Linked DNA regions of Homo sapiens: region 2 is linked to region 1. Evidence: chromatin loops called from intact Hi-C (ENCODE). Cell type or tissue: PC-9. All regions are shown on one strand.

The links. Hi-C counts contacts between places; a loop is a spot of excess contacts. Peaks named below come from ENCODE experiments on the same cell type or tissue, not always from the same donor. Only the 100,000 strongest peaks of a DNase experiment are listed, where the experiment ranks them.
Region 2: a loop joins it to region 1, with 3 times the contacts of the local background. A loop is called at or near these places in 5 of 110 quality-filtered maps.

The regions. Positions count from the first base shown.
Region 1 is chr2:138,068,260-138,076,259 of GRCh38, reverse strand. No RefSeq gene overlaps it. Among named protein-coding and RNA genes, the nearest start is that of LINC01832, 30 kb to the left of the region's middle. RefSeq lists an enhancer at 3,689-4,190. In PC-9, no CTCF peak of the experiment used is centred here; DNase peaks (open chromatin) are centred at 3,819 and 4,379; H3K4me3 peaks cover 378 bases; H3K27ac peaks cover 638 bases.
Region 2 is chr2:137,925,815-137,933,814 of GRCh38, reverse strand. LOC101928273 (a long non-coding RNA gene) reads left to right here and starts at 5,883. Exons shown (of 3, transcript NR_120402.1): 1 at 5,883-5,913; 2 at 7,407-7,578. In PC-9, no CTCF peak of the experiment used is centred here; a DNase peak (open chromatin) is centred at 4,824.

The DNA.
Region 1 (8,000 bases):
TATTCAAGTAAAGCCTGAATAATTGTTACCAAATTTGTTAGCAAGATGGTTGTTATGGGCTGAACTGTGCCCCTTCCACCAAATTCATATGTTGAAGGCTTAATTCCCAATATGACTGTATTTGAAGACCTTTAAAGAGGTGATGAAAGTTAAATGAGATTATAAGGATGGGCCCCTGATCCAGTGGGATTGGTGTTCTCATAAGAAGAGAGAAAGACATTAGTGGTGCACTCATACAAGTGAAAGACCATGTGAGGACGCAGCAAGATAGTGGCCATCTGCTCGCCAACGAGAGCGGTCTCAAGAGAAACCAAACTTGTTATTACCTTGACCCTGGACTTCCAGCCTCAAGAACTGTGAGAAATATATTTCTATTGTTTGAGCTACCCAGTCTGCGGTATATTGTTCTGGAAGTCTTAGCATACTAATAAAATTGTCATTATCAGAACGTTGTGATTGAAATCACAACATTTTTCAACAATATCTAAAGCTGATACCACATAGCAGTAGGGTAAGGAGTCAAAGGAGGGGTGAGTATAATCCCCTCTTATGGAATGGTAATTATATGGGAGGAGAGAAATGACCCAGGAACCAGAGCCTGTGTGGGAACCCCAGGAAAGAGCCATAAAAAGTTGTTGCCATGAAGTAAGACAAGTTGATAATTTTCACACTATAATTTTACAATATTATGCATATCGATGAGGGGATATTTATTTGTTTTGTAACCAAAGGAAATTCTTGGTAGTTTTAAATTTGAGACAAGTAGGAAACTATTATGACTATATTAACAATGAAGCTAATACTCTTTTGGCATGATTTCTGGGTCACTGAAACAGCCTAGACCTATGGAGCTAAAAGTTGTCTTAGGTGGTGTTTAAAAAAAAAAAAACCAAAAAACTAATAGTATTTAAGGCTACTACCCACCTTAATTCTTTCACACTGCTGAGTTTAAAGACTGCCATATGAATATAAAAGCATAGCCCAATTAAGGATATAGTCTCTTACTTAGAAATTGATAGGTTAGACAATGCTGTAGTATCACTGGAAATGGAAAGAGAGAAAATTAAATTTACCAAAATTTCTCTTAGAATGAGTATTATTTGTAGTTAAAAGGAATAATGTTATAGTCTGCTTCTGGGTTAGGATGGGGAGGCCATGGAGAATATAGCTGAGTAACAGCAGATGATCACTAGACCTACTTCTTTAGAAGGTGGAAGTTAAATGCAAGGATTTATTTAAATTAGTAAATATCCAAACTAGACTACTGTTTTCAGCATTCTTTTTTTCTTCTTTTCTTCCCTCAAATGTCTTCATTTCTTCTCTAGATAAACAAGGAGCAAATACTTTTAAAATATGGGTTTAATGATGTTCCAGGTATGAGCATCCCTGGACTGGCCACATTATTATCTCTATCACCACCTCAAATCTTACCTTCCTGAAGGGTATTGATTGCTCCTGAAGGGTCCTTTAACCCCATCCAAGATTTTGCCTTCTATACTAATTGTGATGGACAGATTCTAAGGTGGACTCCACCCTCATACCCCCTGCCTCCTGTCATGAGTGGGACCTGGGACTTGCTTCTAACCAATAGAATATGGAATATTAGTGGATATTACTCCATGATTAGTTACTATCAGAGTTGCTCTAGAGATGCACCTTGCTAACTCAAAGTTAGCACCTTTTTTGGAAATATCCATAAGGTGAGGAACTGAAGGCAGCCAAAGACATCAGTTTGTTACCGTAGTTACTAAAATCAGTAGGAGAAAGAATGAAAATTCCAATGTTTGAGCCAGACAAATTCATGTCTTTTGAAGGCAATTTTAGGACAGATTGATAACCTTAAAAAAAGAAAGTGAAAAATACCAGTGGATAAACTCAAAACAGAATACACATATACACACTGATTAATCCCATTTCAATTCTATTATCCTTTACCTATTATAAGGGATCAAGAGAGTCCCTGTACATGCACAGTTTTTAAAATGATGCCATTTTGGGTACAGCTGCATTTGTTTCCTTTGTAGGAAGTTAATTTTTCTAACAGCAGTCAAGAAAATCTTCACAAAATTACTCTCATTTTTTAAAGCTTTTTTGAAACTTTTACAACATTAGGCAGAGTGTGAAACCCTGCCTTTTTTCTGAGTAAGAGATGAAATTGTCTAATACAAATCAAGTATGGGTGTGGAAAAGAGAACTTTCAGAAAACTCCCCAAATGCAAAAAATACATGATTCCTTTACCCTGTATTTGCTAAATAACGCCCTCTAAGAGCATTATCTTTTCTTCAAGTACCTCTTTCTAGGAAAATACAGAGTTGAATGTAGTTTACAGCCAAGGAAGATTGGAGACACTGACTTAAAAGTATGTCTGCAACAATGATTACATAGTTAATAATAATAACTTATGTTTGTATGTTGTTTTACAAGGGTGTTGATGATTTTACAAAATTTAAGGCAGAGATTACATTTGACATTTGGAGAAAGGGAGAGAGAGAAGGAGATAGAGTGAGTAAGCAAGGGAAAGAGAGAAAGCCAAGACAAGAGTGGAGGTTTCATACTTTCTACTTTAAGGCCTTACCATCATTCCACCTCATTTTATTAGCATCTGTGCATATGTGGACACTGGACTTTTATCCATCTATCACTCATTCAGGGACACCAAAGAGAGGGAGGAGATTCATCAACTTGTCCAGAAAATCCTGATTCTTTACATCAGTCCTCCTTCCCAAAGTGTAAGCACTAAGTTCTGAATCTTTGAGCACTAGAATTGATTCTTTCAGAAAGAAATTGGGGCCCAAAGAGGTTGCATACCTTGTCCAATAAGAATACAAGCTGGCATATAAAAGAAGGTGCCCACCATTTATTGAGGTCTTACTTTGTATTGGCCAGTTCATATACATCACTGTTAATGCTTTCAGGAAGCCTTATATATAAGAGGAAAGTGAGACTCACACTTTAAGGTACTTGCTTATTAACACAATTAATAAATAACATATGGGGGATTTAAATCAAGGTCTGTTTAATTCAATAGCCCATGCCCCTTTCATTAACTAGGCACTACTTAAGAATCCAGATCTCTTTATTCCCAGCTATGGCTTCTACTTTGGCAATGAGTCTGACCCAAGTTCTAAGTCCAAGTCAGTCTTATGAGGATTTACCCAGAGATTGTTTTTCTCATACAAATAGCTAGAAGTTGAGCTTGTGAGAAGGTAGAAGGGTAGCTATTGGGAAAGGGTCCTTATGTGTATGGTGTATGTGTGTTGCACTCAGGCAGGAGCACACATGGCTCTGCTATAAGAGGTGCAGCAAATGGTGCATGTTCTCTCTAATATTTATGCACAGAGCTATGTTTTTATTTTTATTTTTTGCCATTTATTTGAAGTATAGCTTTTCATTGCCTCCACATGAAGGTTTTTATCAACATGTATCTTCAGATACCTGTTTGAAAGTCCATGGTGACTCAGCCAGTGTAAGCCATTTCAATTCTGGTTAGATCATCATTCCTAAGACCATCAGTTTGATGTCATGGACCCTAAGCCTCCTTGCTGTTTCCTTTAGGAAAGGCAGTGGAAATTTACAGGCACTGAAGGACCCTGTCAAAGGCACCAGGCTTTGGATGGAGCCCTGAATGCAATGTGTCACAGTGAGTATTTACACACCAAATGGAAGGCTTTTCAAGAACAGAAGGTGCAGACAGACACAATAGTCTCTTAGTCATGCTTTAATGAGCTAGGGCTCTTGGCTGAATGGATGCTCAGTAACAGGACGTCTGTGCAATGAGAAAACAAGCAGAGGATGCTTGGGATTTGCTTGGGCAGGTGTCTCCAAAGGGAGGGAAACATGACTCATGACACTTGCGCCTTGAGCTAAGTTGACACCACTGCCATCACCCTTGGAATGCAATTTGTGGGCAGAGATCTAGGCTGTTTATAAAAATGACGTGAACAGCAGTTTCAGCCTCAGGAGGCTCCATAGGAATGATAAAGAAGAGGATTACAGAAGCTAAAGCTTTTGTTTAAAGAGAGATTACAAAGCATTTATTTCGGATCAAGTCAGCCTGAAGCTTAACAGCTAAAACTTGCCCTTTTTTCTGCTCCGTGATGAGTTTTGCTCTTAAACTGAGTGCTCAAATGGGAAGATGAAGATGAGGCTTTATTTGGAATGACCTCAAATGAGGCCGTTGGTTTTTCACTCTTTTGTTAATATGAATTCAGGAAACACGAAGATTAGTAAAGATTCTAATCAATTGCCCAACATTAGTTTTTCTAGTAACAAGGGCAAATGTGCTTTTTAAGTACTTGAAGGTGAAAAGAAAATCAGACAGCAAGAAAGGGGATGCAACAAGGTTAATGCCTCAGAGCTTTTCATAAATTGTGGTTTCTGTGTTGGAAATTGTTCAAAGTAAACACTGCCCATGTTGGGAAGGTAAAAAAAAAAAAAGTTTAAAAACACTCAATCTCTACCCCTTCTGAGGCTGAATTGCATTGACTGCATGGCTGATCCAGTGACTGCAAAAACCTACACATTCAGGAGGTGACTTTTACAAAATGAATTGACAGTGTGGCTGGCAAGATGGCAGAATAGGAACAGCTCCAGTCTGCAGCTCCTGGAGAGATCAATGCAGAAGGCAGGTGACTTCTGCATTTCCAACTGAAGTACCTGGCTCATCTCACTGGGACTGGTTAGACAGTGGGTGCAGCCCATGGAGGGGAAACCAAAGCACGGTTGGGCGTTGCTTCACCCGGGAAGTGCAAGGGGTTGGGAACTCCCTCCCCTAGCCAAGGGAAGCCCTGAGGGACTGTGCCGTGAGGTACAGCACACTCCGGCCCAGATACTACACTTTTCCCATGGTCTTCACAACCCACAGACCAGGAGATTCCCTTGGGTGCCTACACCACCAGGGCCCTGGGTTTCAAGCACAAAACTGGGTGGCCATTTGGGCAGACACCCAGCTAGCTGCAGGACTTTTTTCTCATACCCTAGTGGTACCTGGAATGCTAAAATCCACTGGTTGGAATTCTCACTGCCAGCACACAGTCTGAAGTCTATCTGGGACAGTCGAGCTTGGTGTGGGGAGGGGCATCCACCATTACTGAGGCTTGAGTAGGCAGCTTTCCCCTCACAGCGTAAACAAAGCCACCAGGAAGTTTGGACTGGGTGGAGCCCACCTCAGCACCACAAAGTTGCTGTAGCCAGACTGCCTCTCTAGATTCCTCCTCTCTGGGCAGGGCATCTCTGAAAGAAAGGCAGCAGCCCCAGTCAGGAGCTTACAGATAAAACTCCCATCTCCCTGGGATAGAGCAACAGGGGGAAGAGGTGGCTGTGGGAGCAGCTTCAGCAGACTTAAACATTCCTGCCTACCAGTTCTGAAGAGAGCAGCGGATCTCCCAGCACAGCACTCAAGCTCTGCTAAGGGACAGACTGCCTCCTCAAGTGGGTCCCTGACCCCTATGCCTCCTGACTGGGAGACACCTCCCAGCAGAGGTCAAAAGATACCTCATACAGGAGAGGTCTGGCTGGCATCTGGCAGCTTCCCCTCTGTGACGAAGCTTCCAGAGGAAGGAACAGGCAGCAATCTTTGCTGTTCTGCAGCCTCTGCTGGTAACATGCAGACAAACAGGGTCTGGAATTGACCTCCAGAAAACTTCAGCAGACCTGCAGCAGAGGGGCCTGTTAGTAGGGAAACTAACAAACAGAAAGGAATAGCGTCAACATCAACAAAAACGATGTCCACACCAAAACCCCATTTGAAGGTCACCAACATCAAAGACCAAAGGTAGATAAATCCACGAAGGTGAGGAAAAAAAATCAGCATCAAAAGGCTGAAAATTCCAAAAACCAGAACACCTGTTCTCCTCCAAAGGATCACAACTCCTCGCCAGCAAGGGAACACAACTGGACGGCAAATGAGTTTGATGAATTGACAGAAGTAGGCTTCAGAAGGTGGATAATAACAAACTACTCCCAGCTAAAGGAGCATGTTCTATCTAACCCAATGAAGGGAAGCTAAGAACCTTGAAAAAAGGTTAGAGGAATTGCTAACTAGAATAACCAGTTTAGAGAAGAACATAGATGACCTGATGGAGCTAAAAAACACAGCACGAAAACTTCGTGAAGCATACACAAGTGTCAATAGTCGAATCAATCAAGTCGAAGAAAGGATATCAAAGATTGAAGATCAACTTAATGAAATAAAGCATGAAGACAAGAGAAAAAAGAACAAAAAGGAATGAACAAAGCCTCCAAGAAACATGGGACTATGTGAAAAGACCAAACCTACGTTTGATTGGTGTATCTAAAAGTGACAGGGAGAATGGAACCAAGTTGGAAAACATTCTCCAGGATATTATCCAGGAGAACTTCCCCAACCTAGCAAGACAGGTCAACATTCAAATTCTGGAAATACAGAGAACACCACAAAGATACTCCTTGAGAAGAGCAACCCCAAGACACATAATCATCAGATTCACCAAGGTTGAAATGAAGGAAAAAATGTTAAGAGCAGCCAGAAAGAAAGGTCGGGTTACCTACAAAGGGAAGCCCATCAGACTAACAGAGGATCTCTCAGCAGAAACCCTACAAGCCAGAAAATAGTGGGGGCCAATATTCAACATTCTTAAAGAAAAGAATTTTCAACCCAGAATTCCATATCCAGCCAAACTAAGCTTCATAAGCTAAGGAGAAATAAAATCCTTTACAGACAAGCAAATGCTGAGGGATTTTGTCACCACCAGGCCTGCCTTACAAGAGCTCCTGAAGGAAGCACTAAATATAGAAAGGAAAAACTGGTACCAGCCATAACAAAAACATACCAAATTATAAAGACCATCGACACTATGAAGAAACTGCATCAACTAACAGGCAAAATAACCAGCTAGCATCACAATGACAGGACCAAATTCACACGTAACAATATTAAACTTAAATGTAAACAGGCTAAATGTTCCAATTAAAAGACACAGACTGGCAAATTGGATAAAGAGTCAAGACCCATCTGTGTCCTGTATTCAGGAGACCCATCTCATGTGGAAAGACACACATGGGCTCAAAATAAAGGGATGAAGGACTATTTATCAAGCAAATGGAAAGCAAAAAAAAAAAAAAAAAAAAAAAAAAAAAAAAAAAAGAACAGGGGTTGCAATCCTTGTCTCTGATAAAACAGACTTTAAACCAACAAAGATCAAAAAAGACAAAGAAGGGCATTACATAATGGTAAAGGGATTAACACAACAGGAAGAGCTAACTATCCTAAATATATATGCACCCAATACAGGAGCACCCAGATTCATAAAGCAAGTTCTTAGAGACCTATAAAGAGAGACTTAGACTCCCACACAATAATAGTGGGAGACTTTAACACCCCACTGGTCATAGGGAGGGCAACATCACACACCGGGGCCTGTAGGGGGCAGGAGAATAGGGAAGGGATAGCATTACGAGAAATACCTAATGTAGATGATGGGTTGATAGGTGCAGCAAACCACCATAGCACATGTATACCTATGTAACAAACCTGCACATTCTGCACATGTATCCCAGAACTTAAAGTATAATTAAAAAAAAATAAATTGACCAAAACCCAGACAATTTGTGAACTACTTGTAGACTTGGTCTCTGCTCAGATAGGGATGATTTGTGATCTTTTCTATATCAGGGAGATTTTTTGCTTGACTCTTTCCCTTTCTTTGGGAATTAAAATCTGAAGAAAAATGATACCATTTCAAAGGTACTATATACAAAGTTGGATGTATGGTTGATCATTCATTTATTCAACAGAGAGACATGGAACATGTACTAGATGCTAGGTTCTATTCAGAGCACTAGAAATCCAGGGACAAACAAGACAACTCCTTATATTTAAGTTATTGTAGGGAAGACAAAAACCGAATAGTTAGGCAAAGAAGGATATGCAAAAATATACTTTCAGGCTGGGTATGGTGGCTTACACCTATAATCCCAGGACTTCGTGAGGCCAAGGCGGGCAGATCACTTGAGGTCAGAG
Region 2 (8,000 bases), 140 kb after region 1:
TAAAAAGGTTTAATGCAGATGTCAAGAAGCCTACACAACCATTGGACAACTGGAGGAAGCTGAGGTCAATGAAGCCATGGTGGACAGCCTCAGCCTCAGCTCCCAGCTGAACAGTTCTCTGTTCATTGTCCATTGTTCTTGAACTTCTAGACATTTCTCTTCAACCATCACAGTCTGCAATGATGAAGGACATGGCTTTCTGGTGGAGCCTCTTAGAATCTCACAGCTGTCCACATTTCTGCCTATAACCACCTCTAGCCTGTTGTTCGTTTCAGCCTTCCAAATCTTCAGCAAGAAGGGACTTCTTGGTCAACCAATCTGTAAACATATGGGGAAAGGCATTCTGCAAATATAGCTCCCAGCTTCTCAAAAGACAGAGGAACCCTTAGAAGGGAGTGTTGGTGATGCCAAATTGGCAGTAAATAACCCATGACTGCAGCTCAGCTTGGCACCTAACTCTGTAGGGCACTCACTTACTTCAGGAAGGGTGCATTTACTCAATAAGGCAGATTAAAGGATCACTTGGTTCATATGGACTCAGAAAAAAGTGGGCTAAGTGATCTTTAAACAGATTTGACCAAGCTGGGGAATACCAAAGACTTACTATTTTTCAATCAGAGAACACAGCATGGAATAGCAGGAAGAGTGCCAGACTGGAAGCCAGGGAACCTCAAATTTTCTCTTCTATGAAACAAGGAAAATAGTATCTGTCATGCCTCAGAGGATCACCACAAGCTTAACATATGTGGAAATATTTTAAAGTGTACAAGCCCCGTATCAATATTAAGGTCCCCATATGAACATGAAGACCTAAGGTTTACTTGGCTTAGTCCGAAGAAGCTTCCAGTATAAGGCTGGATTAGGAAAGATGAAAATGGAGACATAAAAGTTGGACTGGGGCCAGGTGCAGTGGCTCATGCCAGTAATCCCAGCACTTTGGGAGGCCAAGGTGGGTGGATCATGAGGTCAAGAGATTGAGACCATCCTGGCCAACATGGTGAAACCCCCCTGTACTAAAAATACAAAAATTAGCTGGGCGTGGTGGTGCATGCCTGTAATCCCAGCTACTCGGGAGTCTGAGGTAGGAGAATCACTTGAACCCAGGAGGCGGAGGTTGCAGTTAGCCGAGATCACACCACTGCACTCCAGCCTGGGCCACAGGAGCGAAACTCCGACTCAAAAAAAAAAAAAGTTGGACTGGGAGCCTTACAGAGTTCACACACGTTTGTAACATTCTTCAGATGTGGTCTGCACAAATTGGAGTTATTAGTCCAATTTTATAAAGAAAAATCATATTTTGAATGTAGCCGAAGAACTTCCTAATTAAAATGATATGATCCTTAAAAGGTTTTTTGGGGGTAATGGAGGGAGGATCAGGAGGATCAAAGTAGAATGCATATATTTGATAATAAATATAATATTTGGTCAAAGAAAAATAAAAGTTCGACCTAATCAGTTTGCAGAAATGCCTAGAAAATAAACCATCTTCTAAATATATAGTGATTTTAAAGAGGATAAAGTATGAGGAAAGGGTGGAGTTATCTGTCAGAAAAAATTATATAATTTTACAACATTTTATTTTTATTAAAACAGAGCATGGGTTAAAACCACCATGAGAATTAGGTCATCAAACCATCAACAATAGACTAATATTCCCCCCAAATTCCTATGTTGAAATTCCAATTCCCAATATGATGGTATTAGGAGACGGGATCTTTCAAAAGTGATTCGTGATTCATGAATCGGTGAATCAGATTAGTGCTTTTATTAAAGAGATGCAAGAGAGATCCACTGCAAGGGAAAGCCATTGTAAGAGAAGACACAGCGAGAAGACAGTCACTGTCTGTGAACCAGAAAACTGAGCCTCACCAGATACCGATTCTGACAGTGACTTAATCTCAACTTTCCGAGCCTCTAGTACTGTAAGAAATAAATTTATGTTGTTTATAAGCTATCCTGCTTATGGTATTTTTGTAACAAAAATGTTTGTAACAGCCCAAATGGCCTAAGATACCATCCCTAAGTAGGGCAGTCATCGTAAAGTAGTTACAACACAACAAAAACAAGGGGAAGACTTAATTGAAAAAATTCATTCCTGAGACGTAATAAAGCAGGTGAATTTAGTAATGGGAAATGATTCTGCAAGGGACTTTTAGCATTATCACCCTCCAGAAACATGTCAGAAAAATCTAGAGCATTATTCTCTGGGTGGGACAGATTTGGGAGAATGCATGCTACCTTATCAGCTCTCTGTTCCTCCCTGGGAGACTGATGCTTCCTAATGCACAACTCAATTCAAAGCAGCAATGTACTCTGAAGTTTCTTCTCTTTCTTTCTTTCTTTCTTCCTTTCTTTCTTTCTTTCTTTCTTTCTTTCTTTCTTTCTTTCTTTCTTCTTTCTTTCTTTGTTTGTTTCTTTCTTCTTTCTTTCTCTGTTTCTTTGCTTTTTCTTTCTTCCTTCCTTCCTCTTTCTTTCTTCTTTTCTATTTCTTTTTTCTTTTCTTTCTTCTTTTCTTTCTATTTCTTTTTTCTTTTCTTTCTTTCTTTCCTTCTTTCTTTCGTTTCTTTCTTTCTTTCTTTCTTTTTCCTTCCTTCTTTCCTTCCTTCCTTCCTTCTCTTTTTCTTCTTCTTGAGACAAGGTCTTACTCTGTTGCCCAGGCTGGAGTGCACTGGCGTGATTACAGCTCACTGCAGCCTTGAACTCCTGGCCTCAAACCTCTGCCTCCTGAGTAGCTAGGTCTACAGGCATCCACCACCATGCCTGGTTAATTTTTTAAAGTTTTTGTAGAGACAGGGTCTCACTCTCTCGCCCAGGTTGGTCTTGAACTCTTGGCCTCAACTGATCTTCCCACCTCAGTCTCCCAAAGTGTTGGGATTATAGGTATGAGCCACTGTGCTCAACCCAGAAAGTATTTTTATGTAAAAATAAATTATGCAATGGCACTTTATGAACTTCAAAGAAAAAATACTTTCTTTGTGTTGTTCTTGTTATATCTGAGAAGAAAAATGATGATTAAATTTCTAAATAAAACATATTCTGTTAATTTACAACTTTTCTCAAAATGGAAGAGTTTAAATTGTGATAAAAAGTAGTAGGTAGAGTGTACACCTATGTTCATAACAGCATTATTTACGATAGCCAAGATTAGAAACTACCCAAGTGTTCATCTACACATGAATGGAAAAATAATTTGTATATATATATATACATATATATATATGAATATTATTCAGCCTTAAATGGGAATGAGACTCTGACACAATACTACAACGTGGATACATCTTGCAGGCCTGATAAATGAAATAAGCCACAAAAAGACAAATACTATAAGCCCACTTATATGAAGTGTCTAAAGTAATAAAATTCATAGAAATGGAAAGTAGAATTATGTTTGCCAGGAGCTGAGGAAAGGGGAAAATGAGGAGTTAATGGGGATAGAGTTTCAGTTGTGACAGATGGGAAAGTTCTGGACATTGATTACACAACAATGGAAATTCACTTAACACTATTGAACTGCACACTCAAAAATGGTTAAGATAGTAAGTTTTATGTGTATGTTACCACTATTTAAAAAATTAGTTAAAAAATAGTAGACCGAAATTTATTTCTAACGGTGGCTTCCCACCACCATTTGGGGGGAGTTCTGTTGTGAAATTTTAGGTGATTTACTTTCTCAAATTGTACTGAGTCATGGGTTTGTTTTCCCATGGAAAAATTACTAAAAGAAGAGTGCGTGGAAACACATAACACTTAAGTCACTTCCATATTGCAAAGGTATGTCCATAAGACCTTTGACTTTGATAAGATTTGTAAAAGCTATGCGGCCTTTTCTTCCTCCTCACTCCATCCCGTCTCCCAGGGCCAGCCTGTTCCTCAAAAGAGTGAAAAACATAGGAAAATTACTGCCAATCATCCAACCAGACTATCTAAATGATGTAAAGTAATTATTAAATTTTACTCAGCCAATACACTGTTTGAGCTTGGATTATAAACCACTGTTTACTCTCACAGTGTCTGGCAAAAAATAGGCACTCTCATTTTGTTTTCAACAGACAGATGGTGTTTGCCCTTCTAGAGCTCAAGAAGGAGGGTGATCAAGCAAATAGGCTTAAGCACATTTTGAGAAAAGCAACATGGCGCACAGCCCTGGGGCAAGACTATGTCGGGCTCAGGACTTGAGTCTGTCATTTACTAGCTGTGTAATCTTGAGCAATTCACTTAAATATCCTGATCTTCATTTTTTTCCTGTGTGAAATGACATTAATAAACAATGTCTGTAACAAGAAATGTAAAGGCCAAATGTAAAGAAATGTAAAATCCTAAGTCCTGCATGCCTTCTACCACTGGTCTAGTCACATGTGCCAGCTGAACATTCCCTGGGCCGCAATTAATGTGACTGATGGTTTTATCCCTGGTTTTCCCAGGGTGAAATCTAGACACAGGAATCCTGAAAAATGCCTCTGTGGAAAGATAGATTGAAAGCAGGTCTTCTAAGGGAAGCTGCAGAATGTTTCTCCCTCAGCCTATAGTTTGACAGAATGATAAGATATCAAGATGAAACCCTGAAGACCTGAGGATTTTTCACGGATTTCATTATTCTATTGAAGACCTAAAAAAAAGTGGCTAAAAAAGATATTTTTAGAAATTGCTTTAATATGGTTTTTATTAACATTTATTTAATTAACTACATAAAATCTGTATATAAAAGAGGCAAAAGTTTATTCTTACTCTCAGCCAGACAGTTGCTGATAAGGTAGTGTTGACAGGAATCTCCCTGACTCAACAACCATAAATATGGTTGGAATGTGGTATTTGCTCTTCCTGGAAACAATGCTTCCCACTTACAGAGTTTGTATTCAATATGGTGTTAATACATAGACCTCATCCAACTATCTCTCTGTGGAATCTGAGCTCCTACTCAAGTCAATATCCTATAATATGCTAAACAGAAAACCTCCTGTATTAGTTTCCTGAGGCCACCATAACAAAGTACCACAAACTGGGTGGCTTAAACAACAAGAATGTATTCTCTCACTGTTGTGAAGGTCAGAAGTCCAAAATCAAGGTGTGTTAGTAGGGACACCCTTCCTTGGAAAGCTGCAATCCTTCCTTGCCTCTTTCAGCTTCTGATGGGTCTTGGCATTTCTTGGTCTGTGGCAGCATAACTCCAGTCTCTGCTAGAGTTTACAAATGGCCTTATCCCCTGTGTCTTTGTATTTTTCCATCTTCTCATACGGACACCTGGCATTAGATTTTTGTGTGCACCGTAAATCCAGGGTGGTTTTATTCCAGAATCCTTTTTATATCCCAAATATATCTACAAAGATTCTGTTTTCAAGTAAGGTCACATTCTGATGTTCCAGGTTGGAATGGTCTGAATGTTTGTATACCCCCAAAATTCATATGCTCAAACTGTTTTTTTTTTTTTTTTGACACAGTCTTGCTCTGTTACCCAGGCTGGAGTGCAGTGGCACCATCACGGCTCTCTGCAACCTCCACCTCCAGGGTTCAAGTGGTTCTCCTGCCTCAGCCTCTTTGGTAGCTGGGATTACAGGCGTGTGCCACCACGCCCAGCTATTTTTTGTATTTTTAGTAGAGATGGGGTTTCACCATGTTGGCCAGGCTGGTCTCAAACTCCTGACCTCAGGTGATCCTCCCACCTCAGCACACCCAAAGTGCTGGGATTACAGGCATGAGCCACCACGCCCAGCCCATATGTTCAAACTTGATCCCCAATGTGAGAGTATTAAGAGATGCAGCTTTTCTTTTGGGTCGGGGTGGAGGTGGGGGTGATTAAGCCATGAGGACAGATTCCCCATGAATTGGATTACTGCCCTATAAAGAGGCTTCAGAGACCTTGGTCAACCTTTCTTCCGTGTGAGGACACAGCAAGAAGGCACCATCAATGAAGCAGTGAGTAGACCCCTGCCAAACGCTGAATAGGAAGTCATCTTGAACTTGCAGCCTCCAGAAACTATTAGCAATAAATTTTCTCTTGTTTATAAATTACCTAGTCTATGGTATTTTTGTTATAGCAGCTCAAATGAACCAAGACACAGATGTACATAAATTTAGGGAAAAATTATTCAACCCACTATACCTCTTTCCTTTTTTACTAATTCGTATTTAATTAATGATGCATGTGGTTTATTTAGTGACAACAACATCTATGGTCAATATGTGAGACTCTCAGAAGAGGAAATGTAACCATCAGCAGCCAACAGAAAGTGGGGGGCAATAGAAATTCTACCTCATTCCCCAAGTTAGAGAAAAAAAAAATCACTGCATGGAGATATGAAATAATGCTTTGTGGGTCTGTTTTCCTATAGCTTCTGTATATGTCAATCTTCTATGCTCAGCTTTCTTTGTATCTTATTTTTTAATTTTAGTATAAAAATGAATGTTTTATTGCCTTCAATTTACCATTATTATTTTTTACATCAGTTGTTCTTTGTGTGTGTGTATGTGTCAGATTTAGTTTTCTGGAGTGTGAATGCATGTGGTGTGTGTGTATGTGTGTGACCTAAATAAGTTTATCTCCTGAAAAGAAAGCAATATCAACATTTAAAGATTAGGTTAACAGAACTCACTTTATTAAATGCCTGGTATGTGTCCAGGCCTTGAGCTGAGGAATAAGAACAATGATGAGTAAAGACCATCCCTGTTCTCAAGGTGTTTGTAGACTACAAAGGAGCCTGCAACCTTACAGCAAAAATAAAGTAAATAAACACAAACCATGGAGCATGTTGCACTCACAGAGGTTCATTCTCACCCATTTTGAAGATACTGGGAGTAATTGGAACTTTGTTGAAGAAAACAAGGAGATCATTTCTGTTTTGTCTGTGCATCACCATGACTACCTAGCACCATGGAGAAAGGGACCCCCTTTCAGAGCACAAACTCTGACCACAGAGGGCCTTTGTCTATCCTTCATTTTACTCTAAACTTTTCTCAAAATAACCATGGATGAAGCTGGAAAACATCATTCTCAGCAAGCTAACATAGGAACAGAAAACCAAACACTGCATGTTCTCACTCATAAGTGGGAATTGAACAATGAGAACACACGGACACAGGGAGAGAAACATCACACACCAGGGCCTGTCAGGGGTTGGGGGCAAGGGGAGGGATAGCATTAGGAGAAATACCCAATGTAGATGACGGGTTGATGGGTACAGCAAACCACCATGGCACATGTATACCTATGTAACAAACTTGCACATTCTGCACATGTATCCCAGAATTCAAAGTATAATAAAGTAAATAAATAAATAACCCTTTGTGAAGCTGTACTTCTGGAGAAAAGCCCACACAACTATGGGACATTAAGTATGCATCACAAGTAAGATTTTAAAAATAATTTAAAAAGTATTATTTCTGCTTTTGTTTCCTTGTCATTAAAAAAGGTTTCTGTCTTCCTCAACCCCTCAAGATCAGCGCTTTAGCTGCAAGTAAATGCCTTCTTGCATTGGATTCTTCCCATAAACTTCCCTGCTCATTTCTCCCGTGGATTGGGCCTTCTATGACTGCACATATATAGTCGCTTCAGAATAGAAAGCCGCTTTCTCCCTTAGCAAGGTATGGCTTTTCCGATGTCCCCTCTTGCTTTGCCAAGTTGAATTCCAAAGTTGTGTCAAATCTCAGCTAAATCAGTGTATTTGCCTTTCCTGCCTATGGCATTAATTGCACTTTACCGCTGCTATTATTTTCCATGCAACTTCTTAGTTAATTCCTTAATGTATTTTGGGATACCATTTGGGTATGGAGATATTATGGAAATGATGTAGAAAGGGAATTAACTTCAGCGCTACAGGTCAGAGTTACTTAGTTACTTTTAAGCATTTGTTTTTGCACCTTCTTTTTTGGTCCCTGGGAGCCTTGGACAATAAGCTGTTATCCACTTTACATTTCTGAATTATACTTACATGAATCTGGTGCCAGAGAAAGTTCAGTGGTAAAGAATTAAAACTGATTATTCCACTGTTTACAGTCAGAGCTGG